2 separate regions of the Homo sapiens genome follow, and region 1 is linked to region 2. Evidence: chromatin loops called from intact Hi-C (ENCODE). Cell type or tissue: dorsolateral prefrontal cortex. All regions are shown on one strand. Links, peaks and the distances in the headings refer to the core of each region. The heading gives the core; the rest is flanking DNA. Region 1 overlaps SRGAP1 (SLIT-ROBO Rho GTPase activating protein 1). Region 2 overlaps SRGAP1 (SLIT-ROBO Rho GTPase activating protein 1).

Region 1 (15,459 bases), core at 3,173-11,172, 120 kb before region 2:
ATCCACAGCTGAAAAATTAAAACAGCAACCATTTGGTTTTGGAAAGATGGGATAAGCTACTCATCTTGCTTGTCAAAATCCATGTGTGTTTGGCTTAAATACCATTTCTATCAAACACACATAAAATCCAATTAGAAATACAGCAGGTACATTATATGTGTATATATATATAAAATATATATAAAAACATGTATATATTTTACATGTCTTAATACTTGGTGTTTCAGAAAAAAACATAGCATTAAAGAAATCTTTTCATGATCTTATAATTACATTTGGAAAAACAGACTGTCACCATAATAAGTTAAGACTGAGTTTTTATCTATGAGTTTTGTTTTGCACAGCTGAGACAACAAGTGCTATATAGCATGCTCCCTAAGTTGGCTTTTTTTGTTTTCTCCTGTCTGTAGACAATAATATAAACAACTGTAACTCATAATCAGTTTAAATGCATTTTTTTTGGTAAAATAACATAGAAAGCTGAATTTATATAAAGGATCTAAAACAGTCATAATTTCTAAGGCTCATTTTATAGCTTTGGAGCCAACTTGAATTTTAAAAAAAGTTTTGTACTTTTTTTTCCTTCTTCCATTTTCCTGCCACATACAATTACTTTTCTTTATGAGAATCTTTAAATCAGGATTATCAGAAGCCATCAGACAGATTCTATCAGACCAGCAAAATGCCTTCATTTTCATTAAATTAAAATGTCTTGAGGTGGAACAAAAACTTTCTATTCTGGGACAGCTTAGTGCAAGGCAAATCTGCACCTTTTATCTGTTTGGCCTCTGTGGGTATTTGAGTGTTTGACGTTTGCTTTAAAAGGCGGTAGCGACTAATCTTAGCATTATATTAAGAGCCTCTGCAAGGACAGGAGAGAGAAAACAACTGGGAATTATTACAACTGTTAGATTATAGCAAGTGAGGAGAAATATAAGTGAAGAGACAATTCATTATTTTAAAAATGATCAATTACTGACCTCATCACCCATGTGAGACTGAAACTCAAACTTCATTGGTGGACAGAACGCAGCAGGGTACATCTCCATGAATCTCTGCTTATCGCTCCTGGGCTCTAAATTATCAACTGCATTCTCAATAATGTCTAAGCCCTCATGTCTGGAGGTTTCAAGGTTGTACTCCGCAGACAGATATGTTCTTAGGGCTCTGTTCAGACTTGCATGGTAGCCAAGATCACAGCACTTAAAAAGTAAAAGAACACCACATACAAAAATGAATGCAAAATTGATCAAAGACAAAAATGTGAGACCTACAGCTATAAAACTCTCAGAAGGAAACATGGGGGTAAGCTTTCATGACATTGGATTAGGCACTGGTTTCTTGGATATGACATCAAAAGTACAAGCAACAGATGAAAAAATAAATTAGATTCATCAAAATTGAAGACCCCCCGTCTCTACTAAAATACAAAAAATTAGCCAGGCATGGTGGCACGCACCTATAGTCTCAGCTACTCAGGAGGCTGAGCCACAAGAATTGCCTGAACCTGGGAGTTGAAGGCTGCAGTGAGCCAAGATAGTGCCACTGCACTCCAGCTTGGGCTACAGAGCAAGACTCCATGTGAAAAAAAGAAAAAAAAAAATAGACACTATCAAGAGAGTGAAAAGAGAACCCACAGAATGGGAAGATATTTTTGCAAATCACGTATCTTATTAGGTACTTATATCTAGAATATATAAAGAACTCTTACAACTCAATAATAAAAAGACAAAGTCTAATTTTAAAATGGGCAATGAATCTGAATAGACATGTCTTCAAAGACGACATACAAATGGTCAACAAGCACATGAGGAGATGCTTAATATCACTGGGAAATACTAATGATAATCGGAGAAATGCAAGTCAAAACCACAATGAGATACCACTTCACACCCACTAGGATGGCTGCAATCAATAAGACAGACAATAGCAAGTGTTGGAGAGGATGTGGAGAAATTGGAGCCCTCATACACTGCTGGTGGGAATGTAAAATGGTAGAGTCACTTTGGAAAGCAATCTGGTAGTTTCTCAAAAGTTAAACATAGAGTTACCATATGACTCAGCAAATCTGCTCCTAGATATATAAGAGAAATGAAAACATATTTCCACCTAAAAATGTGCACACAAATGTTTATAGCAGTATTATGCATAATAGCTAAAAGGTAAAAACAATCTAAATGTCTACAAACTAATAAATAAAATATGGTATAGCCATATCATTAAATATTATTCAGCCACAAAAAGGAAGGAAGAACTGATACATGCCATAACATGGATGAAACTTTGAAAACATTATTCTAAGTGAAAGAAGCAAGTCACAAAAGACCACATATGATTTTATTGACACGAAATGTTCAGAAGAGATAAATCTATAGAGACAAAAAGTAGATTGTGGTTAATGAGGGCTAAGAAGAGGGAAGAAGTTGGGGGTGATGGCTGAGAGATGCAGGATTTCTTTGTGGGATAATGAAAATATTCTAAAATTGATTGTGGTGATGGATATACAACTCTCAGTATACTGAAAGACAGCTGTAGATTTATAATGGGTGAACTGTGTAGTATGTGAATTGTATCTCCATAAAGCTGTTAAAACATAAAAGAGGCAAAATCAAATACCAAAAGAAAAGAATGAAAAATAGCATTCAAGTTTTATTTGTGCAATACTGATACTGATACAATCATTTATTGAAATCTGTGTAGGTTGCAAATACACTAACTACAATATTTTGAATTTGCATATTTTTATTGAAGATCAAGAATAAACTTTTAGAAGTGAGAAGAACAGGTTAGAATCTGCCAAAATAGTCTAGGAATGCCTTCCCTCTTATCCCCAGAATAAAATTCTTAAATAATAAATGATTGCCAAAGTCTGCTTATTGGAGATAGAATTTCATTTAGTATTCCTAGGAATATAACAGCTTTGAGATTCTTGAATCTTCATTATCTTTAATTTGCATTTGTATTTTTTCATGTTGCATTTTAAGAGAATATGACTTGAAAAAAAGCATAATACTGGAAATTAGTAATCAATTACTGACAGGTTCATTTTCAATTTGTACATAAAAGCAGTATAAATCACTTAAAGAGGAAAGAAGTGACTTTAAAGTTACAAAACCAGGTCCTTTCCCTATATTGTTCCAGTGAAGTTCAATCAATTCAGTTTGATTCAATTCAACTCACTAATTGGCCATGGATTAAGTGCCAGGGAATATGCTAGGCTCTAGGCATATAAAGATTGGAACATAGTAAATAAACTATCTCCATCCACAAGGAATTTGAACATAAGCTGTCCGTTGGTTTGCTGTTAAAATAGTGGAGGAGTCGCAAAGAAAGCAACTTTTGTACAAAGGATGTATCTACCAGGATGTGAAACATTGGATCTGTCTTCACTGACCTGTCTTTAGAACCTGTTTAATTCCACCCTTGGAATTAAATTAAATAGGTTGGTCCTTACAACTAACCTATTTAATTCTAACCTTTACCCTCCAATTTCAGAATTATTAAATTTGAAATTTTTATGTAAAGATATTCTAAAATCTTGCTATTTAAAATTTAGTCTGTGGACTAGCAGCAATGGCATCACCAGGGGCTTGTTAGAAATGCTGGATCTTGGCTGGGCGCGGTGGCTCACGCCTGTAATCCCAGCACTTCAAGGGGCCAAGGTGGGAGGACTGCTTGAGCCCAGGGGTTCAAGACCAGCCTGAGTAACATAGTCAGACACTGTCTCTACAAAAAATTTTAAAAATTAGCCGAGTATAGGGGTGGGTGCTGTGGTCCTAGCTATTCAGGAGGTTGAGATTGGGGTATCACTTGATCCCGGGAGGTAGAGGCTGCAGTAAGCTGAGATTGTACCACTGCACTCTAGCCTGGGCAGCAGAGTGGGACCCCTGTCTCAAAGGAAAAAAAAAAAAAAGAAAAAAAGAAAGAAAGGAAGGAAGAAAAAAGGGAAGGAAGGATGGAAGGAAGGAAAAAGAAAAAAAAAGAAATGCAGGATCCTGAGTTCCACCCCGACCTATTTCAGAATCTGAAGATTAAAAAGGATCCACAGGTGATTCATATGCACATTAAAAGTCTAAGAAGCAATGCCCTAAAACAATCATCAAGTAAATGGGCCTGCAACCATGTCTTTTGGGGGTGCTATTTCCCCAAGCAGAAAAAAGGACTTGATTAAAGATGACTTGATTTAAAAAAACAGAAAGTAGCTGTGACACCATAATTACAAATACAAGCAAAATACAATTGTGAAATGCAGCAATCAGTCTCATCATTAATACATTTCCAGTGGAATCAGCTGCACTCAAATATAGAGAATGATTCATTTTGGTTAATTTAGAAATTCTAGTCCCAGATGAACAAAGTCCTCTTGTATTCCTCTTGCTTTTCAAAATCTATAATGGTTGTGTGGAGCGGTTTTATACATATCAGAGGGCCTGAAAAATTATTCTATCTTTCAAGAAAGATAGGAAATTTGCGTTAATGAAAACACAAATTTGTAAAGGAAATGACCTTTTTTTTTAGATGTACCAGTGTTTAAAAACATCTCACTATTCTGAAAGAAGATAGATTCTACTGGATTATAATGCAGCAGATGAGACAAGCTGTTCTATTTTATGAGTATTGATTCCAACGGGACTTAAAAAATTGAAATCAAGAGGAATGAAATCAGGAGAAAAGCCTCCACCTCCCACAAAAACCCCCAAATCTCTTAAACAACTTAAAAGAGAAAGACAGAGAGAAGGAAAAGGCAGAAAAAAAAGAGAAAGCAATCTAATCCCAACCACCAGATTGACTTGGAGCTCTGAAAAATACATACTAAATTTTCATTATTCCGAGACTTAGCTCACGCCTCAAAATTTTAAGTGTAGCTTCTTTGGGGAAATAAATATGAAGACTACAAAAGCATCGGTGCATGTTTCCATACCCAGTGCAGTCAGTTGGATTCTGCAGGTCTGGGCCCAACAAGAGATAATTTCATCGTGGCTTCCTCCTAGGCTGGGAGGAGCGTGCATGTGGCTTACTAACTGATAGAGGAGCCTCCCCAGGTGTCTTCTGAGCTTTGAGTGCTACCCTTAGGAGGCTTCTGTGAAGAGTTTTGATAGGAAATTTCCTTCTCTGACCCCTATGGTGCTTGTCAGTCTATAAGATCACTTAATTGGCTTAATTTTGTTACTTCTGATAGGCAGCATTTCTACACTCTAGGTTTTTCAGGCATCTTGAACTAGAAACAAGATACAGAAAAAAGGAAATTCTTATTCAAGGTCTCCTGAGACAGCAAGGCTAGTCACTGAATCTTTTTTTTTTTTCTAAACTAGAAACTGAAATGACACTGGATCTGTTAAGATTCAAGATACTTGGTTAAAAAGGTTTAGAGTAATTCTATGGAGCTCATGAATTATTAATGACAATATGAAAAGCCAGCCTCTGCACAAAGAGCTGAGTTATAGCCCAAGTGCATTTAGTGATGAAAATACATAAGAAACCAATACAAGATTTCATGAAAACAAAGCAATGTTCTGATGGATGAAAAATTCTGAACAGATACATAAAATTATGGATTAAAATTGGAGAAGAAAAGGCTGTTGGAAACAGAAGGGCATATGTATATTTTTAAAATATCTGAAAACCTGTCAAGACAGATTCCAATAGATATTAGTCTAAATCATCACAGTAGGCTAATTTTCTTAGGCAAAAGGGTTGCAAATAGTATCAAAATGAAGATGAAATCCAAGTACAGACGCTCCTCAATTTACAATGGGTTACATCCCAATAAACCTGTTGTTAAGTGGAAAATACTATAAATTAAAAATGCATTTAATGCCCCAATAAACTTATTGTAAAGTCGAAAAGTTGCAAGTTGAGCCATTGAAAGTCTAGATGCTCCTCTATTTGCAGTGGGGTTACGTCCAGATAAATCAATTGTAAAGCTGAAAAACTGTAAGTTGAACCAGTGTAAGTTGAGGACCATCTGTATGGAGGACTGTGACAAATGCTGAGAGTTGGCTGAAATAACATGGTGAGTATAATGTGTAATGTTAGGTATAACTGGATCACAGCTGTTCAGAAGGAATATCTTTTATTTTTTGGCATAACTCCATGATATGAGCCCTAGTGGGGTAGAAGTTTGCTCCTAAAACAGGAGTTACCATAGTGGAACTGTATGGGAAACAAGTCTGACATTCATGTTTCAAGAACAGTAGCAGCCACAGTCGTTCACCAGGGTTGCACTGGAGTAACTGGAGGGCAGCCCCAGGCTCCCATGTGACTCCAGAATTCAGCAGTTGTCGTGAGAATGGAAAGGAATTACTCTCTTCGGCAGAATTATTCTACCTTCATTTCTATACTCTGCAGAATTCTCTTCTGCAGAATTATTCTACCTTCATTTCTATACTCTGGTCTCTGTTTGAGAGACTTCTGTGATCTCATGTCCTGGGTCTTATCTCTGGGTTTAAAGAAGCCTGGCTTTGGTCATTCTAAAGCCATGGATATTGGGTATAGACTCTATCCACTCCTTATTTTGAGCCTTCTTGCAAAATAGTGCAACCTAAGCAAAGTGAATTATAAAGGACCAGAAATAGAAAAGTTCAGAGCTTTTACATAGTAGTCAAATGAAGAAAGTGGATTTCTTCTGCATAACTACCTCTTTGACCTTCTCTATTTTCCTAACTATACAGAATTTCACCCTAGATACCACAAACACATTTTGTGAGAGACAGGCATCTTGCAGGACTGAACCAGATGTCTAAACTTCTACAGGCAACTTTTACACACGAGTTTTCATATCTGGGTTCCTGAAGGTCCACAGAGAGCTAGCTGACAATTTAACTCTTCTTGTTGTTTTAAGAACTGTAACCAAGCATTTAGAAAAAGTTGTTTTGAGTTTTCTCTTGAGCAATGAAAAGATCAAAATGGCACATCTGTGTGATAGGGATGGGTACAAAGTAGCAAATAGGAGGAGTGAGTTGCATGTGCCTCAGCCAATGAGTAGGCCAAATAGATTATTTGCTGCCTAACACATCACCCACCCATATAGCAATGGACAATCATTTCCTTCAGAGGAGCTGCTACTCATTTTTCCCAGGCTAAAATCTCTGTAACCAGCCTGAATCAAATAATGAGAGAGGAGAGAGAATGAGCAAACCAAACCCAATTAAATACAGGCCAGATGGTAAATGCTATAGATAAGATAAAGGGTCAAAGGAATAGGGAGAGTTAGGGGAAAGGGTGTTGTCCTTTTATATAGGGCAGCTGAAGTGCAACATAAATGAAAAGAAGCAGTCAGTCCTGCAATGCTCTGGAAAAGTGTTCCAGACAAAAAGTGCAAAGGCCCCAGGCGAGAAAAAGCTTGGTGGTTCTGAACAAAGAAAGCTAATGTACCTGATGTATGGTGACTAAGGGAAAAGTTGCAAGAGATGACACTAAATGCAGGTAGGCATCAGTTCATACAGGGTCTTGGTGAATAGTTTGGATTTTATTCTAAGGACAATGGGAGGTCTTTGGAGAATAGGAAATAGGAATTGATATATCTGATTTATGTTTTTCTTTCTTTCTCTCTTTTTTTTTTTTTTTTTTGTGGAGTCTCATTCTGTTGTCCAGGCTGGAGTGCAATGGCATGATCTCAGCTCACTGCAACCTCCACCTCCTGGATTCAAGTGATTCTCCTGCCTCATCCTCCCAACTAGTTGGGATTACAGGCACCTAGTATCATGCCCAGCTAATTTTTGCATTTTTATTAGAGACGGGGTTTTGCTATGTTGGCCAGGCTGGTCTCAAGTGATTTATGTTTTTCAATACTCTGGCTGCTTGGGAAGAGAATGGATTTTTGGAACATATGAGTGTAAGCTTAGGAAGCTATTGCAATAGTGCAGTCAAAGAATGAAGAGGCTTAATTTAGGAAACTGCAAGTACAGCTAGTGAGAAGTGGCAGGGTTTGGGACATTTAGGAGGTAAAGATGACAGGATTTGCTGATGAATTTATATGTGTGGAACAAGAGAACTGGTTTTTAGCGGAAAGTGGCATTATTTTCTGAGGTGTAAAACATGACTAAGAAGAATGTTGTTATGTGTGTGGAGGATGATGACAGTAGGGCGAATGGATATAAATAGTTGTGTTTTGAGTATTTTACATGTTCAAGATGCCTGTTAGACATCTGGTTAGGGATGCTCAGTAGTGAGTTGATGTACAAATCTGGAGCCCAGGAAGATGATCAACGCTGGTGGTAAAAATCTAGGAGCCATCAGATGGTACTTAAGCCATGGAAGCAAGAGATAATGCCTCAGGTGACTCCCAACATTCAGAAGTCCAGCCAAAAAGGGTAAGTGAACACTGGAGACTGAGAAAAGAGAAAGAACAGCCCATACTGCAGGAGGAAACCAGATTGGTGCAGCTTCCTTTAAGCAAAGACTCCTGGAACCTCCACTGAAAAGAACTTTAAAAGCCAACTACTCTGTTCCATTGATCTATATCTCTGTTTTGGTACCAGTACCATGCTGTTTTGGTTACTGTAGCCTTGTAGTATAGTTTGAAGTCAGGTAGTGTGATGCCTCCAGCTTTGTTCTTTTGGCTTAGGATTGACTTGGCGATGCGGGCTCTTTTTTGGTTCCATATGAACTTTAAAGTAGTTTTTTCCAATTCTGTGAAGAAAGGCATTGGTAGCTTTATGGGGATGGCATTGAATCTGTAAATTACCTTGGGCAGTATGGCCATTTTCACGATACTGATTCTTCCTACCCATGAGCATGGAATGTTCTTCCATTTGTTTGTATCCTCTTTTATTTCCTTGAGCAGTGGTTTGTAGTTCTCCTTGAAGAGGTCCTTCACATCCCTTGTAAGTTGGATTCCTAGGTATTTTATTCTCTTTGAAGCAATTGTGAATGGGAGTTCACTCATGATTTGGCTCTCTGTTTGTCTGTTGCTGGTGTATAAGAATGCTTGTGATTTTTGTACATTGATTTTGTATCCTGAGACTTTGCTGAAGTTGCTTATCAGCTTAAGGAGATTTTGGGCTGAGACATTGGGGTTTTCTAGATATACAATCATGTCGTCTGCAAACAGGGACAATTTGACTTCCTCTTTTCCTAATTGAATACCCTTTATTTCCTTCTCCTGCCTAATTGCCCTGGCCAGAACTTCCAACCGCATATTCTCACTCATAGTTGGGAATTGAACAATGAGCTCACATGGACACAGGAAGGGGAATATCACACTCTGGGGACTGTGGTGGGGTGGGGGGAGGGGGGAGGGATAGCATTGGGAGATATACCTAATGCTAGATGACAAGTTAGTGGGTGCAGTGCACCAGCATGGCACATGTATACATATGTAACTAACCTGCACAATGTGCACATGTACCCTAAAACTTAAAGTATAATAATAAAAGAAAAAAAAACTTAAAACAAAACAAAACAAAAAAAGCCAACTACTTCAGTCATCCAACTCATTTCAGTTTTTAAATACCCTTTCTATCACAAAGGGATAAAACCATGCCTAAATCAGTTTACATTATCTCTACAATATCCTAACCCATTTAACATGATCTCTCCATAATCTTCCTAATAGGAGTTCATGTCTAATGGGGAATACAGTACTACAATGGGACAGGTTTCCATGGACAAATCTTAATACCGTTATATGGGGGAAAAGTCAAACTAAGAAAACTCTGAACTCTGAATAAGTTGCTTTTTAATTAAACACATGTCCCAAGACACAAAAAAGATAAGGCTAAAAGCTTTAACGTAGCTGATTATTCAGAAAAGATAAAAAAGGATGGCAGGCAATATATGATGTAATCTAATTTCAATCTTATTCTGCATAAATGGCCAATAAAACACATGTGACAGATAATCTCTATGAAGAAAACTGGCTGGAGTAGGGGATTATTCCTTGGCAATATTCCATAATTATAATAACAAAGATTTATCTTTCACGCTTTCAACCAACCTGCAAATGTTTATAGGGAGAAACTGGAGACCATGAAACTGTACTGCAAGGATGACAAATACTTTATTATTACTGGGCAGGTGCTCTGGGAGAAAGCACGGATAGAATTTTATTGTTGAGGACTGAGTTTCTCTGAATACATTTTGAAGGTGTGGAACTGAACTGGAAGAGGCTACATTATCAGTAATGCAATTTTAAAACCAGTTGCTTTAAGAATTCCATATTTTCAGTGTGTTGAATCTGATTATAGATCAGAGGATCCTAGCATTAAGACTTGTACTCTAATTCTTTTCTCTTAGCAAATCATAATCTTTTGGAACTCTCAGCATTCAATTACAAATATTTGTTGCCTGTTATGATTTTTCTTCTAGTTGTAACACATCCTAATTCTTACAGGATAATAAGTTATAGGCTCTTTTGCACTTAATATTGGGGATAATAATTATCACTGATATTTAAACTATTATTTACAAACACTACAATCTATTTTCCTCTACAATGATACCTTTATTCTCCCAACCAATTAAACTTCCTTTGGCCAATATTTGCAATATATTTATTCTTACAATTTATATTTATTCTTTAGCATGACATAATAAAAGTCCTTATTTGTTGTGAAATTAACAGTGTATTCCACTTCCCACTTGATTCCAAGCTAAGAGATTGTTATTTTACAAATTAAAATTTATTTAGGACTTTCTTCAGAGACAGAGGAGAAGCACTCTTAAAAGTCTTCTGTTTTAAGTGATACTCCAGGTTAACTAACACTTGCTTCATTTTATAAATCAGGATCCGCAAACTAGAGCCTATGAGCCAAATCCAGCCCGCAGCTTGGTAAGGTAAAGAAAGTCTGACTGCAATACAACCACACCCGTTTGCTTACTTATTATCTATGGCTACTTTTGCACTAGAGTTGAGTAGCTGTGACACAGACAATATGGGCTCACAAACCCTAAAATATTTACCATCTGGCCCCTTACAGAAAATGTTTATCCACCCTTGCTCTCAAGCATAGTGACCAATGCCAAAGGCAATGTGAACACACACAGCCAGTAGGTGCTCTCTAATACTCCTCTACATTTCTGCTCCAACAATTCATCTGTATGCCTCCAAGAACAGACTGTACAATATTTGTGCCATTTATATTTATAACTATAATTTAATTACCTATGAAATAAACTGATAAAATAAGTCTAAAAAATTGTTGGAAAGACTCAGGAGTAAACAAAATTGCTATTAGGTGAGGCAAAGGTATAACAACTGTGCAAGATTGTGAAAACGTTGTACATGTCCAGAATATTTTTTCTTCATGAAAAAACCCTCAAAACTAGAAATTATAAATGATACACAACGAAAGTGATTTGTGTAAAGAAAGATTACTCTGAACTCTGTACAACAGATAAATCATTAAAAGTATATAATGCATAGTAAAAACAAAGAACAAAAAGATAAATCATAATATTAAAAGATTGGCAGGTACAAGTATATTGGTGAGCTTTAGATTAAACATATTTAAGGCATATATCTATCATTTTACTAATTCCATGCTTTTTCTTTTTTAAATATAAAATATGCCATACTTACAGAAAAGTACAAAACATATACGTTTATTTTGTTTTTTTTTTTGAGACTGACTTTTCTTCTTGTCGCCTAGGCTGGAGTACAATGGCGCAATCTTGGCTCACTGCAACATCCACCTCCCAGGTTCAAGCGATTCTCCTGCCTCAGCCTCCTGAGTAGCTGGGATTATAGGCACCCACCACCACGCCTGGCTAATGTTTTTGTATTTTTAGTAGAGACAGGGTTTCACCATGTTGGTCAGCTGGTCTCGAACTTCTGACCTCAGGTGATCTGCCTGCCTCAGCCTCCCGAAGTGCTGGGATTACAGGTGTGAGCCACCGTGCCCAGGTTATGTTCCTTTTAATGTTACTGATATTTCAGAAGTTCTCCAAGTTCCCCCTCCCCAGTCACAGTTCCTTCCCTTCTCCATAGACATAATTCAATATCTGGAGTACCCACAAGTGTCCAACCCTTGTTTGGTATACTACATTCAAATATTTTCAGCTGAAATAAAAGAATAGATACTTGGTTAACAATTGAGCCATTTTCTTCATTGTATTACCATCAATATCAATAAACGTTAGAGTTCTGATATCTAATATTTTTAACTTGGACTTGATCAAGAAATTAATTTTTACCTACTAAGTTTATGAAGGAGTCATGTTCAGTGATGGAACTCATCATAATGTTCATTCATTGATCCTAACAAGGCACAATTAAGTATGTAAGATTTACTAAAAATACATTTCAGTAGACCTCCAAAAACCATTATTTATAAATGATTAGAGATTTTCTACATTGGCAGCAATTTCTCAGAGAGATACAGAGAAAAAGAGAGAGAGACAGAGAGAGAAAGAGAGAATGCACTTTAGTAATTCAAACTAATATTGATAGGTAAAGGTTATCTCAAACAGATAAAAATTGAGAATTATTAAATATTTTTAAAACCATTAGATCACCTCTAAATATATAGAAAAGACAAACTTGTCTATTAAAGTGTTGAATTATTAAAAGTTTTAGCTGTAGTAGTTAACAAAAGGAGATTCCATTAAATACAGTGTCAATGACACATATGTAAACTGATTAGTCTGAAGTGCTTAAAAACATTTTAAAAATTGTTATTCCCCTTTAGTTTACATTATTAATTTTTACTGTAAGAAAGAGTTTTGCTGAACAAAAGTAAATTATAGCTCAGATGTTGCTGAGTTCCAAATTAGTAGATTTCCAGTGTAATAAAATATAAATTTGAGAGGTTTTAAAATATCCATAGTCTGTTGTAAGGAGGGAAGACTTAACTATAAAATGTAGGAAATCGAAGTCACATCACCCAAAGACAGCAATTTTAGCATCACCGTTGGTGGGTTAAATAGATGTTGTGGTATGCCTAAATAAGATGTAGCAACACACTTAATGATGTATTCTATTGCAAAGTGCTTAACTTGAACCCATCAGGCCTTTATGTAAAGTTCAACTTGCAAGAATATACAGGACAAAGAAACAGGATAAATGACATAAGGAGGTAATAGACAAATCCAGAAGCTGAGGCATTCTGAGGAACACCTGTCCGTGTCTCTTCAACAAAGAATTTTGCTGGATTAGGCTGGGCACAGTGGCTCAAGCCTGTAATCCCAGCACTTTGGGAGGCCGAGGTAGGCAGATCACCTGAGGTCAGGAGTTCGAAACCAGCCTGGCCAACATGGTGAAACCCCGTCTCTACTAAAAATACAAAACAATTAGCCGGGCATGGTGGTCCGTACCTGTAATCCCAGCTACTTGGGAGGATGAGGCAGAACTGCTTGAACCTGGGAGGTGGAGGTTGCAGTGAGCTGAGATTGCACCACTGCACTCCAGCCTGGGCAACAGAGCAAGATTCCATCTCAAAATAAATAAACAAACAAATAAATAAAAGAACTTGCCTGGATTAAAAAATACTTAAGGGACATATCATCCAGACATAATGTGTAATCCTAAATCAGATCTTGCCTAGACACATCAGCTGTGGAACATTCCTTGGGGTCACAAATGGAAATGTGGTATGTATTAGATAAGACAAAAATCTACTGAGATGGAAGGATAAAGATTATTGATTTTAAAAAGCAGGTTAGAATGCTCTTTGTAAAATATCATTTCATACTCTCCTTCTGGTTTAAAAATGTGTATATATAGGGACATAGAGAAAGTCTAGCTTTAACAATGATGATCTTAGATGGTAAGAATGTGATCACTGGAAGTCCTAGATAGTGGAATCAGAGAAGAGAAAGAAATAACGTACAAATTGGGAAAGAAAAAGTCAAATTATCCTTGTTTACAGGTGATATGATCTGATATTTGGAAAAAGCTAATGATGCCACTAAAAAACTATTAGAACAGATAAGCAAATTCAGTAAAGTTACAGGATACAAAATCAACATTTCTATATGCCAACAGCACATAATCTGAAAAAGAAATCAAGAAAGTAATCCCATTTATAATAGCTACAAATATAAAAAGATACCTAGGAATAAACTTAACCAAAGAAGTGAAAGATCTCTACAATAAAAACTATAAAACACTGATGCAAGAAACTGAAAATACAACAAAATGGAAAGATATTCCATGTTCATGGATTGGGAGAATCAATATTGTTAAAATGTCCAGACTTCCCAAAGCGGTCTACAGATTCAATGCAATCTCTATGAAATACCAATAATACTCTTTACAGAAATAGAATAAATAATCCTAAAGTTTATACTGAACCACAAAAAACCTCCAGTAGCCAAAGCCATCCTGAGCAAAAAGAAAAACACTTGAGGAATCACACTACCTAATTTCAATTATACTACAAAACTATAGTAACCAAGACAGCCATAGTAACAAAAGCTATAGTAACCAAAACTGTACTGGCATAAACATAGACCAGTGGAACAGAATAGAGAACCCAGAAATGAATCCATACATCTACAGTGAACTCGTTTTCAACAAAAGTGCCAGGAACATTGATATGGTTTGGCTGTGTCCCCACCGAAATCTCATCTTGAATTGTAGTTCCCATAATCCCCACATGTCATGTGAAGGACCAGGTGGGAGGTAATTGAATCATGGGGACAATTACCCTCATGCTATTCTTGTGATACTGAATGAGTTCTCACAAGATCTGATGGTTTTATATGGGGCTTTTCCTTGCTTGGCACATCTCTTTCGTGCTGCCATGTGAAGAAAGACGTGTTTGCTTTCCCTTCCACCATGATTGTAAGTTTCCTGAGGCATCCCCAGCCATGTGGAACTGTGAGTCAATTAAACCTCTTTCCTTTATAAATTTCCCAGTCTTGGGCAGTTCTTTATAGCAGTGTGATAATGGACTAACACAAACATACACTGGGGAAAGGTCTCTTCAATAAATGTTCTGGGAAAGTTGGATACCCGTATGCAGAAGAATGAAACTAGACCTCTATCTCTCACTATACACAGAAATCAAATCAAAATGGATTCAAGACTTAAATCTAAGACTTTGAACTATGCAACTACTACAAGAAAACATTGGAGAAACTCTCCAGGCAATTGGTCTGGGCAAAGACTTCTTGAGTAACACCCTAGAGGCAGAGGCAAACAATGCAAAAATGAACAAATGGAAACACATCAAGTTAAAAAGCTTCTGTGCAGCAAAAGAAACAATCAACAAAGTGAAGAGAGAATCCACAGAATGGGAGAAAATATTTGCAAGCTATCAATCTGACAAGAGATAAATAACCAGAGCATATAAGGAGCTCAAACAACTCAATAGGAAAAAATCTAAAATTTGAATTTAGAATAGGCAAAAGATCTAAATAGAGATATCTCAAAAGATGACATACAAATGGCAAACAGGTATATGAAAAGGTACTCAACATCACTGATCATCAGAGAGATGCAAATCAAAACTACAATGAGATATCATCTCACCCCAGTTAAAATGGCTTTTATCCAAAAGGCAGGAAAGAACTAAA
Region 2 (15,459 bases), core at 3,118-11,117:
AATATATATATGGAATATATATAGGCTGTGTGTATCTATTCCTTCTGTAAACACAAGTAAAATGCCTGCTACATACAAGGCACTATACCAGGAAGGAACTATGAATATATAAAAATAGGTACAACATGGCTAGTATCCTTGGGCACTTCCAATCTTGTGGGAAATATGAAATATAAAAAGATGCAGAAAAAATAACATTAAGTGTCCTAAGTTACAAAAACATAGGAGAAGTGACCATATTTCCACTGTATCAAGAAGAAAGGTAGGAATGGGATATCCCAAGACAGAGATGACTGTGTCCCTGACACTGGACTGTGGGAGACACCAGCATCCCTGCTGAGCAGAGTATTCTGTGGGTAATGAGAAGCCAGTGATTATTTTTGTTAAGAGAAAAACAAACAATATGGCCAGGAGTGTTCTTCAGGGAGGTTTTTCTCAAATCATGACAGGAAGGAAGAGAGACTGGGTGGGAAGAATAGTTAAGAAGCCAGTCAACTCATCAAAATTAGAAGTAATTAAGGCCAAAAGTAGGATGGTGATAATGGTAACTAAAGGAGAAAATGGAACCCAGGTCTTTTCCACTGTTGCTTTAACATTATAAAGACCTCCATTTTATTATGCATTTTAGGGCGAAAGAAAGCTGGTGATATTTTCACCTGACATAATTCCTTATATTGCTAAGGTGATGTCTGCGGAATAAAGTAGAACAGTGAGATTATATCAATAGATGAAAAAAAAGTCATTTGACAAAATTCAAATCCATTCAGGAAAAAAAAAACTGTTAGCAAAGCAAGAATAGAAGGAAACTTCCTCATTGTGATGATGGGGATGTATGAAAAACCTATAGCTAATACAATACTTAATGGTAAAAGACGATAAATGTATTGCCTGAGATTAGGATCTCTTCTAATTCACACTGCTTTTTATTCAACACTGAACTAAAGGTTGTGGTGAGTGCAATGAGCTAATTCTAAAACAAATGGGAAAATATTAAGACCTTGAACAGCCAACACTTTTGAGAAAGATTAAAAAGTTGAAGGATTTATATACTACCTGATTTCAAGACTTATTTTAAAGCTACAGAATCAATAAAGTGTGGTCTCAGCATAAAGAGAGGCATACAGATCAATGCAGCAGAAAAGAATCTAGAAAGAGATCCACACATACATAGTCAACTGACTTTTGAAAAAGGTTTAACAGGTAAAGGGAAGTCTTCAATGGATAGTTCTAGAGCAACAGGTATCCACATATTTAAAAAATTAAACCATTTCGTAACACCATAAACCAAAATTAACTCAAAATGGGCCACAGACATAAATGTAAGAGCTAAAACACAAAACTTTTAGAAGAAAACATAAGAGAAAAATTTTAGTAAACTTGGGCTAGGAAAATGCAAATTAAGCCACAATAAGATACCAATACACAGTCACTAGATTGCCTAAAATTTAAGACCCACAATACCAAATGTTGGTGATGAAGTAAGGCAAATGTAACTCTCATAGACATCTGGTGAAATTGTAAAATGGTACCATCACTTCGGAAAACAGTTTGCAGTTTCTTATAAATTTAAATATAGACCTACCATGTGATCTGGCTATTCTACTCCTAAGTACCTAAGAGAAATTAAAGAGGATATCCACATAATGACTTGTACACAAATGTGCATAGCACTTTTATTTGTAGTGGTTAAAAATGAAAACAATTGAAATGTCCATCAACTAAGTCAATGGAAAAGCAATCTGTGATTATCAATCACAATGGAATATGCGTTAACAATAAAAAGAAACTATATATACAGCAATATGAGTGAATTAAAAAAAAAATCTTTGCTAAGTAAAAGAAGCAAGACTGTCCCCCTGAAAAAATAGTACTTACTGTATGATTCCATTTATATAAAATTCTAGAAAATACAAACTAAGCCGGGCATAATGGCTCATGCCTGTAATCCCAGAACTTTGGGAGGCCAAGGCAGGTGGATCACGAGTTCAGGAGTTCGAGACTAGCCTAGCCAGCATGGAGAAACCCCGTCTCTACTAAAAATAGAAAAAATTAGCCGGGCATGGTGGTGCATGCCTGTGGTCCCAGCTACCTGGGAGGCTGAGGCAGAAGAATTGCTTGAACCCAGCAGGCAGAGGATTCAGTGAGCCAAGATCCCACCACTGCACTCCAGCGTGGGCGAGAGAGAGAGTGAGACTCTGTCTCAAAAAAAAAAAAAAAAGAATACAAAAGAAAATACAAACTAACCAGCAAGAGAAAGCAGGTCAGTGGTTGCCTGGGGACAATGGGGCTGGGAGGGACAGAAAGAAGGATTACAAAGGGGCATGATAAAATTTAGGAGTGGTGGTAATAGAAATGTTCACTATCTTAGTGGTTTCGTACATATGTCAAAACTCATCAAATTGTACACTTTAAATATATGAAGTTTATGGTCAATTATGCCTGCATAAAACTGTAAAAAAAAAAAAAGAAAAAAAAAGAAGCCATTCATAAATCCAAATAGATATAATTAAGGCCAAAATTAGGATGGTGACAATGGTAACATAAAGGAGAATACAAAAACCAGATCTTCCCCATTATTTTGTTGGCTTGTTTCTTGTTCATTACAAAGACCTCCATTTCATAATGCAGTGTAGAGAAAAAGAACACTGAGGAGATATTTTCAGTTGAATAAGCTGAATATTGTCAAGGTGATTTCTGCAAGAAACAGCTGAAGATCCTGAAAAGATAAAGGTATGTGTGGGTGAACCAGGTAGGAAGGTATGTGTGGGTGAACCAGGTAGGAAGGTATGTGTGGGTGAACCAGATAGGAAGGTATGTGTGGGTGAACTAGGTAGAAAGGTGTTGCAGAGGATGCTGCAGTCCTGCCCAGATCACTGCTCTGAGACTGAAGTGCTGGGACTGAAGTACTCAGTCTTCTAGCTGCCAAGAGTTTGGCTGTGAATGGCTCATACCTGAGTCCCTCCCCAGTAATGGACCTTGGCTAAAGAGAGCCACTTCACCCAAGATTCTGCTCCCTTGCTGGGGCCATCTCAGTTCCAGAGCTCCCCTGTGGGATTAATTCAAGCCTTGGATAGTAACAACCAAACCCATCAAAATAAGTGTGTATGTACAACAGTGACAGTATCCTACAACATTTAGACATCCCTAAACTAACAATGGGGTTAAGAACACCTTGAAGTTGTGGAATCCACAAGATAAGTTCTCCAAGATGTGGAGCAGTAAGAGTACTGGGGAAAAGATGGCTGTTAGGAATGTACCTAAATAAAGTGGGAGTTGAACAAAGAGAACACATGGACACAGGGAGGGGAACATCACACACCAGGGCCTGTTGAGGGGTAGGGGGCTGGGGGAGGGATAGCGTTAGGAGAAATACCTAACATAGATGACGGGTTGATGGGTGCAGCAAACCATTATGGCATGTGTATACCTATGTAACAAACCTGCGCGTTCTGCACATGTATCCCAAAACTTAAAGTATTTAAAAAAAAAAAACAAACAGAAAGACAAAAGAGGAAGGGAGAAAGACAGAAGCCTTTGGCCCTGAGAAGAACCATTCATTAACATTAATGGCAAGAAAGAGTTAAAAGTAAAAGTGCTGAGTCCAGATTTCTGCTGTCTGTCTTGTTGGGGAGGGGTGGGCAGAAAGAGGATGTCAAAATGATAGGAAGAGCTGTATTTGTTTTGTTTCCTGGGGCTTGGGGGACGCTTCCTGTGGGCTCTGCCAGGAAGTCATCTTTTCTGCCTGAATAATTGGATTTCATGAGAAGTGGATCAGTGGCTCCCATCCATGTCACTGCACAGTCAGAGAGGGTGGGAGGCAGAGCAGCCTACCTAGGAAGCGGTGCTTGCTGCCCGGGTGGGGTGACAGCAGTCCAAGGGTGAAGGAGCTAGCAGGGCACTTTGTGCCTCACTGTGCAGCATGCACCTGGGTTCCTGTCTGGCTACAAAGTGAACCTTCCCTTACCAAAGCTGTTCTAGGGAGCTTTTATGGGAGTGATGGAATACTTTTCCGACTGGGTTATTTCTTCTCTGCACTATCAAAGGCAACCTTGGGCCTCAGCTGTATGTCCAGTGGCATGTTTGTGAGTGGAGCAAACCTGTTTACATAGCAGAAGCTTTCACATCTACTACTGTTCCGGTGGCCCAACTGTGCAGGAGGGGTAGAAACAAAGGGCAGTCAAAAGCCCTGGCTCTAAAGCTGATAGAGACTGAATGAATGTGTGTCCCCCTCCAAATCTACAGGTTAAATCTTAATGCCCAATGTGATAATATTTGGAGGTTGGGCCTTTGGTAGGTGATTGGGTCATGAGGGCATTAGTGCCCCAGGGAGCTCCCTCACCCCTTCTGCCATGCAAGGTTGAGAAGATGACCAGAAAGTGGGCCCTTAGTAGACATTGAATCTGCCTTGATCTTGGACTTCCCAGCCTCCAGAACGGTGAGATATAAATTTCTGTTGTTTACAAGCCCTTCAATCTATGGTAGTTTGTCATAGCAGCCCAAACTGACTAAGACAAAACCCAAGCTTTGCCACTTACTATTGTGCAACCTTGACACATGACAAATTACTTAATCTTCTGGGCCTCAGTTTCCTCAATTATAAAATGAGGATGACAGCACCTTCCCGAAAAGAGTTATGAGAATCTGAGGCAATGTGCCCCCAATACATGGCTGGCCATTACCAAATGAGACAAATGCTTGCTACCCATTCCTCCTTACCAGCTGAGCTCAACCGCAGGACCTAACATGTACATATACATCCAACTGCCAAAGGGCTACATATCTTTATCTACATTATGTGAACTCTCTGTAGTGGTATTTTTCCTGAATTATAATTTAATATACATTCTTGGATTTTCTGAAGGTAGATTTTAAAAATATATTCATCTCATACCTTTCATAGGCTTTCTCCCTATGGTTTCATATTCCAGCCATGTACTGCTGATGCCTAAAAAAATCACCTAAATGTTGGTTGGCCCAGATCTCTCTGCCCAACTGCAGATCTGTATACCCCATGGCCCACTGCATATCTCCATTCTTGATGCCTTCAGGCAACTCAAATTTAACATATTGCAAACCAATCACCTTTGCCCACCTCCAACCCTCAAAAACTTACTCCTCTTCATTTTCTTATACCCCTAGAAAAAAAACATAGAATAGTTGTTAAAAGCCTGTACCCAAGAGCCAGTCAGCCTTACTTGGGTTCAAATTTCTTACCACTTACAAGCTATGTAACCTTGGAAAAATTATTTAACTTCCCTTTGCCTCAATTTCTTTAAGTGTAAAAAGTAGAATAATTAACAGTACCAGTAAGGTTTATAGGAATTAACATGCTAATGCCTATATACACTTGGATGGGGGCCTGGCATAGCTAAGAGCTCAATGAATGTTATTGTTACTATTAACTAACTCTGTGGGATATAAAAAGATTTCTCTTTGATGGTAGAAACCATAAATTTCCTATTCTCCATTGTATGATCAGCTCCTGGCACAGGGCCTTGCACATATTAGATGCTCATTATATTTTTTAACTGAGAAAAAATGTCTGCAGCTTATTATAAAATTACTATGAAGAGACTGTCAATATTTTGTTCCTTGAATGACCATTAATACAGAAATATGTACTAAGAAAAAAAAATACTGTTTCTCCTGGTACAGTGGCATACTTCCCTCCACCAGATAATAAGTGACGTACAACTCACTGAGCTTCCCTTTCTGAAACTTTCGAGAAACATACGAACTTGGGATTAATTTGTAGTAACCAGACTTAGCTTAGATTTCCTGGTACCTATTACTCTGAAGAGCCCCTTTTCTCATTTTAATGCTTCTATTGAAAATTGGCTAAAGTAATTTTTAGATGTATTCATTTATTTTTAAAAAACCTATCTATATATTTAGTGAGCACTTTTAATGTTAAGCATTGTGCTAAGAACGATAACAAATTGTTATTGTTATTGCTAAACAAAAGAAAGCGTCTGCGCTGGGAGACGGCACTGGGAGAAGAAACGGATGGAAGGCAGGAGTAGGATAGAGGACAGGAAAGAGGCCAGGCTCAGAGAAGAAAGAAAAAAGCAGCAGAAGCAAAGTGGACTCACTAAGTGGCAAGTGTCTGTGATGGTAATAATGGTTCATTATGTTTGCTGAACAACTACAACACTGATCATAAAGTGGAAAAAACTCTTCTGAAGATCTAGACCGGTGGAGGCACCCCACAGAATCCCTGGGCCCAGCTGGGACTGAAAGAGAACAACAGCATATCAGCAGAAATCTGAAGCAATGAACAAGAAAAAAGAATGTCATCCTACCTAACAAAGTGTACCAAATCTTCCAAATAATTTAAGATGGGTTGCAATAAAGGGTAATAAACATATTTTAATTCACAATTATATCATTCACTTAGACATATTGTATATGTCATTAAATGTATATGGCTAATTTAATTACATAGAAAATCTAGCTATAAGTATTACTGTGTATAGTTATTCTCAAGTAGGTACTTTCTGTTTAATTAAAGAACTACAATAAAGTATTTTTCTTAGAGTATAAATGACCATGTTGAGGACTGCTAGAATTACAATGATGCCCATAGAGAAATTTTTCAACAAGACTACCTTTATATCCTCATTCTTTAGTACAAATAGAGGGTGTTGAGAGGGGGAGAGTTTTACAGAATTGATAGAGGGATCATAAAAGCACAGAATGTTAGGTTCTTCCTTCAAAGGAGTTCCCCTCAGATCATTACTAGCACACACTTCCTCTTGTTTTAAACAGAATTCTAATACACTCAGGATCTGATTTCCAAACCTGTGATTTCCAGGTTTGGAACTTCTGATTTCCAAACCACATGATCCCAAGGAGGGATAATGTGATAATACATATCCTAAGAAAAGCAGACAGAAAAACTAAAAATATCACAGCCAGGTGGGGTCATTCTATTCAACAGAATCCAGGCTCGTTGGCATCATTGTACCAGAGAACAAGGTTAAATTATTTCCCACAAAATGTAATATATCAGTCAAGGAAATGCTAGAAATATGTTAGAAAAGGCTTTCCACTCAAAGGATCAAGTCCTTTTTTTTTTTTTTTCTAACTGGCATGTTAGGAGGAGGAGCTGTAAGTCCTTTTTCAAAACACTTGGCTACATTGAGGATTTTTCAAAAAATGTTCACACATTTTACTGTTAAGAGACAGCTTTGGTGAAACCCAAGTGAACTTCTAAAATAAAATCCCAGTTACAATTTTAGAGAAAACCATGAGCTTCACCTCTTATGTATGCAGCATATTGTATTAACTGCAGATCAAACGGATCACAGACATTCTCGAGATACATTACTAGTTGAGCTGATGTCAAATTCAATGGACCTGATTGGTATTTTTTAACCATAAAAAAACCCATCCTATCATCCAGGTCTCCAGTTAGAAGAAGATAATTAGTTCATTTTTTGGCATGATGACAAGACCTAACAGCCATTCCTTTTTTTATTCAAACAGAAGGACAAGGGATTACAGTTAATCTTGGCAGTTGTACCAAACTGCAAAAGCGCAAACAGTAGGAGAGAAAGGTTTTTGGGGTAAAGAAAGCTAATTAATATATATTAAATATATATTAAAGACTAATTTAATATATATTTATCAGGGATTAATGTTACCTTAAATATCTTATTTACCACAATGAATGTATTTTTCATAGACCAGCAACACTAAACGATGCCAAACATCACTTCCATTCAGAAGCCATTAAGTTTCTGACACTCGGTCTCTAGAGAACACCCAGAAGAAACAATCCCAGCTCTCATCTAGAGTAAAACTGCCTTTATCAGGCCGCGGGAAGGTAATGTACAACTGTGGCAATGATAAGCGGCTAGTTGTTTTTAGGCGGCCTCCACTGTCCATATGCCGATGATGCATAATTCATAGGAGATGCCACATGCTGCCTGAGGCAGGTGCCCTTGTGAGCCTTTCTGGTCACACTCTGAGGCATGTTGCCTCCAACGATGATAACCCTGGAATGTAAGAAACAAACGGAGGCACAAACAATTTCCCTAAATACTGTTTTTAAGCTGATAGTTAGAGGTCTGCTGAACACAGAATACAATTAAGAACAATTAGCCATTCAGTGGCACAACCACAGACAGTTCTCCTTGTGGCCTATATTTTAAACAAAGAGCCCAGCTTTCAGGCAGAATCCTCAACTATCCTGCAAATGAAGGAAGTATAAAAACTGCTTCCTATTTCCTGGCTGACCTCAATTCCAGACAGCAAACCCCCACCCCCTTAACACATGGCCCATCCCCTTCCTCCCCTGACACAAACACTCCTTGATCATAGCTATTCTGCTCAGCCTTTTTTTTTTTTTTTTTAAGTAGGGGAAAAGATAAGCAGTTGTATGAGAAAGAGGCATTTGACATAATATCAGGCTGGGCCACAGAAAAAGAAAAAGGCAGGATGGAGTGGGGGATGGAAGGAGAGAAGAAATTCAGTAGTAAGAAATGGGAGACAGAGGCCAGGTGCCATGGGTCACGCCTGTAATACCAGCACTTTGGGAGGGCGAGGCGTGTGGATCACTTGAGCTCAGGAGTTCGAGACCAGCCTGGCCAACATGGTGAAACCCCATCTCTACTAAAAATACAAAAATTAGCCAGGCATGGTGGGAGGTGCCTGTAATCTCAGCTACTTGGGAGGCTGAGGCAGGAGAATCGCTTGAACCCGGGAGGTAGAGGTTGTAGTGAGCCGAGATTGCGCCACTGCATTCCAGCCTGGGCGACAGAGAGAGAGACTCTGTCTCAAAAAAAAAAGAAAAGAAAAGAGAGATAGAAAGATTGTTTCATTTCTACAAGAGAAAATGGTTAGGAGTGAAGACAACACACTCACTGGACTTGAGAGTTGCAGAGACTTTACAGATCTTTAGGTTCAATCTCTCCATTTCACAGAAGGGAATAAAGGTTTGGAGCCATGGAGCCACCTTCCAGGGTCATGTCAGGTGTTTATCCTAATTAGAGATTTTCTAAGTATGAGCACCCTTGGGAGAAGATGCTAGCTTAACACTAGGAATAATTCTTCTTCTCCTGAGAAACAACTTGTTTTTTACTTCTTGGTTGCTGTTCACAACCTGGTGTTTAACAGACCAGGTTTCCCTTTTCACTGGAAGAAAAAACTTCACAGGAAGCCAGGGGCCCACTCATTAACCTGCACTTCAAACACTATGGGGTGCATTTATCTTGGTCTCTTTTCTAGCTTCCCTGGATGCCTTTTTTTCTCCTCCTTTCTTTCGGGTCTTCCATTTAATATTTTTGTTCTTTTGTATTTTATGAATCCTTGCAAGTTCCCTTACGCCTTTCTGAAGCAAAAACAGTATATTGCAAATATCTTATAGGACACTTGCCATTCCAAGGAACTTGAAATATTTTCTTTGTTCATATAGTCTCACTGGAACTTGCTGAGGAGGGAGGTTGAGTATTACTCCTCTACTTTACATCCTCCCGTTAAGAGTCTGAGATCTGTCTTGGGATTGGTGCTCTTATACTTATCTTCTCAGAATATACTTCCTCCTAAGTAAGAATTGGTATACTAATTGACCACTCAGTGCAGAATTTTTTGTTTTCTAGACAAGGTCTTGCTCTGTGGCCCATGGTGGATCTAGTGTGCAGTGGTGTGATCACAGCTCACTGCAGCCTTGATCTCCTGGACTCAAGTGGTCCTCTTGCCTCAGCCTGCTGAGTAGCTGGGACTACAGGCAAAGCCATCACACCTGGCTAATTTTTGTATTTTTTTGTAGAGATGGGATCTCACCATGTTGTCCAGGCTGGTCTTGAACTCCTGGGCTCAAGCCATTTTCCCACCTCAGCCTCTTGAAATGCTGTGATTACAGGTATGAGTCACTACACCCAGCCCAGATTTTCATATCAAAAAAGTATATCACAATTTGCTCAGATTAAATTGAAAAGTATATTAGCAAACCATATGCCTTTAAGGTCAATTTTCATTCAACTTAAAGGAATTTCAGGCTGGAAAAAAAAAAAAACCTAAAAACATTTCTGAAGAGATTTCACAAACAGTAGTAGAAGGTGCTAACATGGTAAAAGTTATTGCTTCACTCTATTTCCATATGTGTGCAAATAGCATGATAATCTATACCACCTTCCAGCTGTTTAACCACACAAGGCATCATTGTTATTTGGACAATATTGCCTAGAAAGGAAGAAAAGAGAGGAACAGGGAAGGCAATCAACTATTCTTTTCTGTTCACTTTCCGTAAGGATGGGATTGGCTTGGGCTAAGGTAAGGGGTCTTTCTCAAACTTCAGGACACAAGCAACCAGCCAGTAAAAACCCACCATGGCTCCGCAGTAACAGGTGACAGGCGAGCACAACCGGACACCCTGGCAAGCCTGGAAGACTCCACCCCGAACCAGGGCGGCATCTGCTCTTCCACCTCTACAAGGGCTCCTAAAGATCCCTGCATAATTCATGGGACTCAAGGAGAGGTGAAATGTGAACTGGCTAAAATGTAAGCATTTACATTTAGAAGCAGAGGAGGCACCAAACCAGGCTCAGAAATATAAAAACAGGCCTTTGGTGTGGCTCTGCAGCTTCCATCTCTACTCTCCTGTGCATCTCCCTTGCCCTGGGCCCTTTCTTCTCTGGCCACATGACCAGCTTTGGATGCTCATCTCAGTAGAAACCGCTGAGGGTTCCTCTCCGGAGACTGTTACACATGGCTTAGTCCACACAGACAGTGTGCCAATGTGTAAAACACTCAACTTACTTTTTGGCTGACCTGGTCATCCAGGGCTGCCTGCTGCTGTGTGGGGAGATGTTGGAGATTCCAGGCCAACCGTGCCACGGGGCGCTTCTGGACACAGTGTGCTGTTTCCACATGCTGTGAAGGGGCACGCAATACCAGGAAAAAACAAAGACTCCTGATGTGGGTAAAAAGAATAAAGAATAAGAAAGCGCTGTGGCTTTGCATTTAGAGTGCACCCGTTTTATTAGTTATTAGTGAGGGACAGCAGTTTAAGGCGAGCTCCTAGGTGTTAATATAACATGCTACATGTCTCATTAAGAAGCTACAAAAGGCCGTTTATTGTTCTCACGCTAAAGGTCCCTGTACACAGAGAAATCAAAACGTCAGGATTTTCCTGTCTTAGTCCTAAGGGAGATCAGTCTTTGAAGAGGATATCAAGCTATCCAAATTCAGCATCCCTGCTTTAATTAATCTACCATATGGGGCCCAGATGTCATAGACAAGTCACATTTGAACTAAGTAATTCATAGAATACTACTACATTTCATTTGCAGTATGGATAATGCTAAATTATCCACATCTAAAGAGAAATGTTCTTGGGGTTTCTGGTTTTCCCTTATTTCAAGTTCTATAGTAGATTATATATAAAATGGTACACATATAGATATACAACTTGTCACCAAGATGAAAGGACTTTTAAAGACCTGCCTCTCTTTTTGTGCTGTATGATTATGGGCCATTGTCAGCAACATCCCAGTTTTTCCTACTAAATGAGAAATTAACTCTAGCCTGGAATTCTTAGGTTTCTACAATCTAATCCCAACTTAATTTTTTGATGCAGTTATCATGACCAACCAATGTGCAACATCCACTGATCCCAACATGAGATTCATGTGCCAAATGCTGAGCACACTTTCACTCTCTGCTGCTTTTCTTTTCTTCCCTCTCCTCTGCTTTGGATCCCTAGCTCCTAGAATGTTACCTGGGCATAGAACAGGCATTCACTCCAGAACTGATGAATTAAGTACCACATCTCTCCACTGATATGGCGCTCTCTCATTTGAAAAAGCAGAGGGAAAACAGAAAGATTTGGAATTGGTAAATTTGGATTTGGGTCCTTAGGCAAGTGGTATCCTTTTAACTTCAGTTTCATCATCAGTATAGGGAATAATTATTTATATATTACCAACTTTGCAGAATTGTTGTTCAGATCAAAGTCAATCTTGGATATGAACAAGTTAGCAAATTGTAGAATTGATATATCAGTGAGAGAACTTTGGGCCCAATTCAAACTGGCTTTACACAATAAGGAAATTAGTTATCTTACAAACCTATAAGTAAAACGGAAGAAACTAGTTCACCTACACACGCTGGCTGAACAATGGTATTGATGACTCTGGTGCCCTCTATGTCTTCACTGTACTGTCTACACTTGTCTACTGGTTCCTCTTGTGCAGCAGCTCCGGGTGTCATATGAGACCAGAAAAAGTCCACAGACAATGAAGGGTCATCTCTCTTAGTGTCTACAAAAATTCTCAGAAGCACCTGAGCACATGTCCCCTTGCCGTCCCATAGGCCAAAACTGGGCTACATATCCAACTGTAAGCCAATTTCTGATAACTGGAAAGGAACTATCCTAACTGAAGAAAATTGGGGCTCTTCCAATATAGAAAGGGAATATGCTTACTGGGGAGGCAACTTGTCTCTGATGCAGTAATAACCTATAAATTTGAAATCTCATCATTATTATGGTATTATCTACTCTTCAAGCTCCAGCTTGAGCCCCAGTTCCTCTACATATACTCACTACCCAAGCCCAATCCTCTGGATTCGTGTATCTCTTATTGTACTTACTTCTCATTTGGTACGTCCTGCACACTGTTGGGCAGTCTCTTTTTAAAAAAATAACTGTTATTATAACACTAGTAATAAATATTCATTTAAGAAAATTCAGAAATATATTAAGAAAATAAAAGTTACTCCTACTCTCATCAGAGGAGATAACCACTATTAAACTTTTGGAATATTATCTTCCACCTTTTTCCCTTTTTTCTGTTTGTGACTGTTGATGTATGAAAGAAGAGTCTCTTTTTTGGGTATAAATGTTCCTGGATTTCCCAGCTAAAATTTAAACTCACTAAGAGCTGGAATTCTCCATGTTTCTTTCCAATTTTTCATAACAGTTACAGGATCTCAAGACACTTGCTGCTTCATATTTCTGTAGATCACACAAAGAAACTTTAATCTGCTCTATTTCTTTGGAGGATTAGGAAGAGGTTAATATAACAACATCATAAAACACAGCCAATAATTTTTCAGATATTCCTTTTTACCAATACTTATAAGAAAGCTTATTAAACTTTCTGGCAATAAAATACCTAGTGATATACTGTTTTCTGTAAGTGTTATTTTTGGACCAGAAAGTATTGTGTCATTTCCTTGATATTTAGCAATTTCATTTATACTTATAATTGAAGCCATTCTACTGCTTAAAGACATGATACCAAACTATGTAGATTAAATATAATTTTAGAACATATGATTCTCAGAAAATTCACTTCATAAAAGATAAATTCACCAAAACTTTTGTGTAAATCAGTGTTTCTATACAACCAAGTCACATTTTCAAAGTGTTGGAGTAAGTGGTTATTTGAAAAAAATAGAGCATAAATATTATAATAAAATAAATGGTCTTCGACTAATTTATCTGCTTTTCGGTCTCAGGTTTTGCCAACAGAGTTTTCTTAAATTAAGGCACAATTCCACGAGGCATAAAGCCCATGATAAATATTCCATTGCTCAGACTCTCCATATGACTTCATGGGCTCATTTTTATTTAAAAAAACATTTACTTTTTGAACATCTACTGTGTGCCAGGCTCTGCGCCAGCCACTGGGAGTTGAGTGGTGTGGAAAAACAAAGACATACCCTCCTCTCCCGATGTTCACAGGCTGGTGGAGAGCCAAGGGCACTGCCAAGAGGGTCTATGGGAAATTAAGACTTTTTGTCCTAATGACAACGCCCAAAGACAAAGCATCTGATTCTCGCCACCATCTTTTTGCCTTTCTATTCTCCATCTCCACTAATTAAACAAGAACAAACATGTCTACATTGAAACACACGAGTTTAGATTAAAATAGTTACTGGGAAAAAAAATGAGGTGAGGTAGGGATATTATAGAACCTCTTCAGGAAATCAATGAAAATATGTAGAACAACCTGAAAGTCCAGAGGAAAGGGCCAGGCAGGGGCTGAGCTGCTGCCTCAAATTTCCTTCCACTCTTGTTAACTTATTGCAGTTAGTATCTTTGAGGTATCCAGGGCATCCATCAGTCTATGGATATTTATGGAGCAGATTGTTGGGGGGGGTGGTGGTTGTGCTCAGATCCTGGAAAAATCAGAGATTATGGACCAATAAAGGGCCAACATAAGCTTGAAATAATAATGTATGAAAATAGACAAAAATATAAGAGTTGTTGCAAAGTGGGTTGTGCATATAGCAAACAATGGAGCTGTAAAGAGTTCTACGAGTTCAGAGGAAAGAAGGACTCTGATGTGCCAGGATATTCCAAGGACTTAGTGGAAGTGGTGGGATAGCTGCAGGGTTTCTTCGGATAGGTGGAATGGAGGCAGAAAGAGAGATGGGGGAAGCCATCTCTCTTGGGAGGCCAACCCAATGGGACTGACTCAAAAGCAGCTGGCAGTACGGGAGTAGAGCTCACTCAGGAGGTGAGATCTGGGTTTACTGACTTGAGAGGCAAAGGTGGAAAGATAGACAGCTGAAGCAACACAATGGATGGGCTCTCTGAGAGTTGACATGCCTTGTCAAGTGCAGAGCTTCCATGTGGGCAAGAATTAACTGACATAAGTAGGAAGAGTCTCCTTGTTTTTTTCAGGTTAAGGTTTTCACTCTTAGGAAAGTTATATCTCAGGGCAAAAGGACGATATTCCTAAGGGCTTTGGACACAACTTCTTTACTTGAAGATTTACTTTGGCATAGAGGTTATTTTAAAGTGACAAGGATGGCTTTTTTCCTTGGGTGCCTTCCCACATGTGCCAGAATTACTTATATTTATAGTAAGTGGCTTGTCCTTTTTATTAACATTGTTGTGACATCGCTGATTTCAATTTTACCTTATGCAACACTAAAAACTTCCATGAATTACCATTGGTTCACCTAAAATTTGCAAGATTGCTTTATTAAACCTGGGACTAGTTATTAAAGTTTTATGAGCTCCACGGGTTTCCTCACATTAGATTCAAGCTCTGACTACTCAAGCTTTTTGTTGTAAATGGTTCACTTTTAGTGTACTTGTGCATCCCTTTCAGAAAGAAATGGAAAAGAAAGATAGTTCTTTTAACACTGTCCTTTAAAATAGTCCCAAAATGTAGCAAGATACTTACCATCTTTTCTATATTTTCTAAATAGCATTTATTAGATATGATGTTTTCAATATTCAGTGCTGGTTAACCTGCTTTTTGTGTTTGTGTGTAGGTTTTTTGTTTGTTTGTTCTTGGTATGCTTCTAAATCTCAGCTAGGGATCTGGGTTCATAGACATTAATAGTCCCCATGCCCACAATTTACTGAATGAAAAGTGGTTTCCTTTTCTCCATCCTTATACTTCCCTACCACATATAACCTAGGTATGCATCTGTGTATTATCCCTCTACTCATGCATTCTTTGGGTGCCAAAGAATGAACCCCTCTTCCAAAATATG

Evidence for each region. Peaks named below come from ENCODE experiments on the same cell type or tissue, not always from the same donor. Only the 100,000 strongest peaks of a DNase experiment are listed, where the experiment ranks them.
Region 1: a loop joins it to region 2, with 3 times the contacts of the local background. A loop is called at or near these places in 2 of 110 quality-filtered maps.

The regions. Positions count from the first base shown.
Region 1 is chr12:64,048,660-64,064,118 of GRCh38, reverse strand. It overlaps SRGAP1 (SLIT-ROBO Rho GTPase activating protein 1), which reads right to left. Exons shown (of 22, transcript NM_020762.4): 7 at 981-1,202. Among named protein-coding and RNA genes, the nearest start is that of KICS2, 170 kb to the left of the region's middle. In dorsolateral prefrontal cortex, for the core only: no CTCF peak of the experiment used is centred there; no DNase peak of the experiment used is centred there; H3K4me3 peaks cover 1,020 bases; H3K27ac peaks cover 3,119 bases.
Region 2 is chr12:63,933,301-63,948,759 of GRCh38, reverse strand. All of the region lies in intron 1 of SRGAP1 (SLIT-ROBO Rho GTPase activating protein 1), which reads right to left. Among named protein-coding and RNA genes, the nearest start is that of SRGAP1, 96 kb to the right of the region's middle. In dorsolateral prefrontal cortex, for the core only: no CTCF peak of the experiment used is centred there; DNase peaks (open chromatin) are centred at 7,919 and 10,768; H3K4me3 peaks cover 1,548 bases; H3K27ac peaks cover 5,849 bases.